Regions from separate parts of the Homo sapiens genome. Here region 2 is linked to region 1. The links are chromatin contacts, found by Hi-C or POLR2A ChIA-PET in ENCODE. All regions are on one chromosome and are shown on one strand. The core of a region is the stretch at or near the end of the contact, and the rest is flanking DNA. Distances in the headings are between cores, read along the strand shown.

Region 1 (2,750 bases), core at 79-2,578:
CAAAAACTCAAGGGAAGATCTGTAAAGGTTGGGTATCTCTAGCATCTTGGCCCCTCGAGCATCTCCCCTCTCTCCAGCATCTTGGTCTCTCAAGTCCTAGGAGCCTTCATAACCCTGAGCTTTAATTGTTTTCTTTGCATTGTGGATTTATCAGAAGTTCTGCTGGCTTCTCTGCCTCTTAGCTGCAAACCCCTCTAGGATTTTTAGACTCTCTCCACTGGCCAAGAATGATAAATATCTCTGGAAGGAAAGCAGCTCACAAAATATCAACTCATCTCTCAATAATTACCTTCTTTTCTAGTAACTTGGCCCCTAAGTTACCTCAACTGTTCACCAAATTCTTCAAATACATCCTTTTTATATTTTGTCCCATTTTTCTATTGTTCTCAGTGGGAGTGTTGTTCTACCATAAGCTAATACATCATGCACTTTAGGATCTACTTTAATGATCTTTTAACTGAACATACATCATAGTTTAACATGACGCAATTTAAGTGCAAGTTCATAAAAGAACTAGCTCCTGTCCCCATTTTTCTGTGGCATCTTATTATTTCATGTGATATAATTTGAATAATGGAGAAAGGGTGGGTCTCTGCCCAAAAACATTTTATTCACATATATTTGTTACTTAAGATCCAACTTTAGGAAATATGTTCAAAGAATTATCTCTGTTCATATATAAATATCTCTAGAAGAAGTTTGGCAGTCATTAACATTGATGACGACGGATATCAGACTTTTATAAGAGGAGGAAGATAGAGGAAAAATAGGAGTCCAGGTCCTGCTAAGGAGAGAATTCCATGACCGGGTAGCCAGGAAAAAGAAAGGAAAGCCACAATGTGAGAAAAGTACCCTGAGAGGATCAAGCTTTTCTATATCCCAATTTTGGCCAGGACTGGCTCTAACCTGTCAGGATATTGTACCTCTATCCAGATGAATAAATACTAGGAAGAAGCTTAATGTTCAACAAGGTTGGATACTCTTCTTAGGGGCTGAAAGGGAGCAACTTTGTCTGCTGGCTTTGTAGAGGGTGTATAGCCCAACTAGGCCTGACCTATTCACTCCTTTTCTAATTTTCTTATTAGTAGACAAATGTTTCCATTGATCCAGCATGTTAATTTTTTTTCCCCGAACAATAATGAAACACATGGAAAAGTCTTGTGCTTGCATAGAAAAAAGTAACACATATGAAAGAAATGAAACTTTTGATCTTAAAGTGCTTGTGCTGTGAACAACATGTGCTAAATCAAACACTTTCTGTATACCCAAACTTTAGTCTTAGATTTGGTTTGGACTAAAGTAAGTTCTATTACTCATTGTGAAATGGGTGTGTTTCCTGTTTCTCTGGAAATGGGTGCTGGTTTGCATCAAGAGGCTTCATAAAGAAAGAGAAAAACCGCAAATCACTATACATGATCAACATTTGCCATTCTACTAGCACGTTGCTACAGCTGCTTCCAGCTTTGCTGGGGTAAAACACTGACACCTGTTATTCAGCGAGGTATATGTGGGATGGATGGAGCCATGAGAGGGAAGCCACAATGCCAACATGCTGCAAATGGCATTTTATTTGTTTCTAAAATTAAATGAAAATGGTTACAACCCTAGCCAACCTTGACCTTGGGCTCTCAGGGCCAAATTTGTTCTAAAACCAAGAAATAACACCTATATCTCAAAGATTCACAGGTGGAAAGAAATGGAAGACTACTCCTACAAGCAATGATTAATTTCAAATTAGGTGAATAAAAAGGAAATAATATTTATTAAACTCCTACCACATACCTGCTAGGCTCAGGGCTTATTGACCTTTTAACATTTAACTTTCACATTACTCCCATGATAGCTGGGATTATTCTCATTTTTCAAAACAGAAATTCATGGCTCTGAAAATTTGGATCACTTCCTGAGATGACCCCACTAATGAATGGTAGGTATGAGATTTAAGGCTGGGTGCTTCTGATTTCAAAGCTCATTGCTCCATGATGCCAAAATATCCACTTTGTATCATCCTGTCTTCTGGATTTTTTGAAGACCTTACTGCCATAGTAGACCATATTCAATGCCTTTTAAAATCACATGGAGGCATGTGTGCCTTATGTTTCACAGCGAGACAGCTCCATACGTAAGTTAAAGCCTGAGCACATAGTTGCCAGGGCCCTGATAATATCACCCTGGCATAAACTGACATAGTGGTAGGCCTCCTCAATTCAAGTTCTGTCAAATCCAATGACTTAATTAAAGCCCTGGGAATGATGGGAATTTCAATAGCAGGGCACTCTGGGAGCTTTCTATAATCTAAAGCAAATACAGAAATAAAACTACAGGAGAGAACCTATCAAAACCACAATATATCTATTACCACGGCTGTTTCTTCTCAGACACTAGGCTCCCTCCTGAGCCTATTATTAAGTGCAAATGACCAGGCTCAGTTACTGTTATTTTTAAAAACATTACTTATCGTGCATTGTGTTCTGAAACTTGTTGACTTATTTTAATTTGCATAATTATAGTAATTTTCTCCTATGTCAATGCTGTAGGATTATATTAGGATTTTGCCTTTTATTTAAAGAACTTTGCAGGTTCAAAAGCACATTGTTGTCATATCACTTTTGACCCTTTCAGGCAGTTGAGAGGCAGTGATGATGGAAGAATATATTTTGCTAAGTTTACTTCTTGGCTCATGATTGGAAGAACTGGCAGAGGTTTGAGAGACCAAAAAAGGGAAACAGAAATGAAAGAGATTAGGAGAG
Region 2 (2,752 bases), core at 226-2,725, 370 kb after region 1:
ATTGTATCCCATATTAGTCCGTTCTCACATTGCTATAAAGAACTATCTGAGACTGGGTAATTTATTTAAAAAAAGAGGTTTAATTGACTCACAGTTCTGCATGGCTGGGGATGCCTTGGGAAACTTACACTCATGGCAGAAGGTGAAGGGGAAGCAAAACACATCTTACACAGCAGCAGGAGAGATAGAGAAGTACCACACTTTTAAACCATCAGATCTTGTGAGAACTCACTCGCTATCAGGAGAACAGCATGGCAGAAACCGCCCCCATGATCCTATTACCTCCCACCAGGTCCCTCTCTCAACACCTGAGGATTACAATTCTAGATGAGATTTGGGTGCGGATGCAGAGCCAAACCATATCATAACCCTCAAAGCCTAGTCAGGTAAAGAGAGACCATACCAGATAGTCTAACGGAAGGAATTTAATTTAGGAAACTAGTTACAAAAGTGTTGGAGATACTGAGAGTGAAACAACCCAGATTTAAGCAAGAGCAAAAAGCTGCTACCATTTTTAGGGCTGGAGGAACAAAGAAAGAAAGGACTCTCACACAATCCCAAGGCCTGGGCTGCCTGTGGAAGCTGGATTCACGGCAGAAGCTACCATGGGAGCTGGAACACAGAGAAGATGTAGCCACTTCCCAAAGTGGTAGGTGGGGGACACAGTAAGAAATACCATTGCTCCTCCTCTTCCTCCTGCTCTATTATCTCCTTCTAGTGTCTCTTATTAGTCAAATATACCAAGAAGCCAATTGACAAGGGTACCTGGAAATAGAATTTGCAGAGAAGGATTAAGAAATGAATCTACTTGCAGATAACAGTAAGAGCATGTCTACACTACTTACACTTAGAGCACAGTGCCTAGCATACAGTGGGCACAGTCAGTAAATATTTGCTGAAAGACTGAACAACTAAAGGAGGAGTAAAAGCCAGATACCCTTCTCATGAACACACATACACACACTATATAGACACATACTTATTAAAACCATGGTAATGGTCATCAGTGACCACTAGCCTTGAAATTCTCAGCCTCTACATCATCCAAAGTTTACCATCATGCCCAGACTCTAGCCAATTGAATGAATGGTTATCCTGGAGCAGTGAATGTGCCACGCAGCTACTACAGTTGAACAAATTTGTTCTTCAGTAGACTGTGGTTCAGCCTTGAGAGAACAGGGATAGGTGAGCATAAAGGACTCTCAGGACAATTCAGTTTCACTATGGCATTATCTACAGTCAGTGCAAGCCTGATAGCGGAACAAGCAGAAATTTAATTTCCCCTAAAGATTCATCTTTTGTCAATACAGCATCCTACCAGCCATTCCCTCATAGGACAAGCTCGACTATTATTGCTTACTACCTGGCTCTTAAGGATCAACACGGACTACAGAAATCACTCAGCCACCATTTACCCAGATCTCATTATGCACTCAGTGCTTCATCAAAAACCTTTCATATTTTGTCTCACATAGTCCTCACCACAACTCTGTGAGGTTGGCACTATTATCACTTCCATCTTACAAGACAGGAAACTAAGCTCATCAACTAAGTTTTCCTGCTTGAGATCATGCAGCAGGTAAATAACAAAGCTGGACTCTCAAATCCAGGCAATGTGACTACAAAGCCACTTTCCACCTCTGATTCATTAGGGAAGATTCCCATCATAACGACAGGGATTCCCTATGTGGGCTTTGGTATATGACTTCCTTCTTCAGAGCACAGCACTGTGCTGACTACAAAGTGAAACTGATATTCCTCACATCTGCTTGTGTGTGCCTTTCTCAGCATCTGTATATCACCTTGACTTACTGTCTTAAGAAAGGACTTAGATGTTCAGTACCTCTTCACAATCTCAGAAAGTTTTCCTAGAGATCTGAACAGAGACTAACAGCCCTTCTTAGATTTCTAGCAGCATTCTAAAGCATAGCTACGCAAGACAGAGCAAAATGGATCTTTTGAGCAGTACTTCCTCACTCCTTTGATGATGGAAAATGACTATGACACAATGCCATCAACTCTGACCCACCTGACCAACATCCACAAAGCTCAGCGATTTTCTCTGGCAGTCTACTTAGCATTTGTCAGAGCAAGCTTTACTAGGAAAGACAGGCATTCTAGAAAAACTGTCAAATGAGATTTAGACTCCAGAAGGTGTACTGGGTGTTTGTCCTCTGTCAGCTCCTCTTTAAAGAGGACTGTGTCACCCAGCAAGGTATCCTAAAACTCACCAGAGCCCAGGGAGGTGGGGTAGGGAGAGGCTTCGCTTTCATACAGAAAACCTACAGAGCAACCCACCCAGCCTCCTCACTTTCTCCCTTTCAGGGGCTGCCTCTGGGGCTTTCTTTCCCCCCTTGCTGAAAAGTTTTAGAAAAGTCATCAGCGTTAGTTCAAGAAAGTTCCCATTTTTCATGACTATGTTTATAGTACAGGCTCAGCATCCCTTATATGACATGCTTGGGACCAAAAGTTTTTCAGATTTTTAATTTTTTTCAAATTTTGGAATGTTTGCATATACATAATGACATATCTTGAAAATGGGGACCCAAGTCTAAAGATGAAATTCATTTGTTTCATATACACCTAATACGTGCAGCTTGAAGATAATGTCATACAATATTCTTAATAATTTTTTGCATGAAACAAAGCTTGTATACCTGAGGTCAGGTGTGGGATTTTTCCAATTGTGATATCATGTTGACGTTCACAAATTTTCAAATTTCGGAGAATTTTGGATTTCAAATTTTCAGAT

What was found. A loop is a pair of places that touch in the nucleus more often than their neighbours do. ChIA-PET counts read pairs that join two places held with the same protein, here RNA polymerase II (POLR2A). Pooled maps may share reads with other maps.
Region 2: a loop to region 1 is called in a map of naive thymus-derived CD4-positive, alpha-beta T cell, with 9 times the contacts of the local background. The contact joins two enhancer-like sites. A Hi-C loop is called at or near these places in 3 of 168 maps with a recorded cell type or tissue (CD4-positive, alpha-beta memory T cell and naive thymus-derived CD4-positive, alpha-beta T cell) and 9 of 50 pooled maps. POLR2A ChIA-PET finds 5 or more read pairs at or near these places in 1 of 52 experiments (CD4-positive, alpha-beta memory T cell).

Annotation. Positions count from the first base shown.
Region 1 is chr2:147,296,628-147,299,377 of GRCh38, forward strand. No RefSeq gene overlaps it. Among named protein-coding and RNA genes, the nearest start is that of LINC01911, 460 kb to the left of the region's middle. RefSeq lists an enhancer at 1,047-1,156. Within about 2 kb of position 1,329, at least 2 of the 41 ENCODE cell types and tissues checked have a DNase peak (open chromatin) inside an H3K27ac peak, as active enhancers do.
Region 2 is chr2:147,662,141-147,664,892 of GRCh38, forward strand. No RefSeq gene overlaps it. Among named protein-coding and RNA genes, the nearest start is that of ACVR2A, 180 kb to the right of the region's middle. Within about 2 kb of position 1,476, at least 5 of the 41 ENCODE cell types and tissues checked have a DNase peak (open chromatin) inside an H3K27ac peak, as active enhancers do.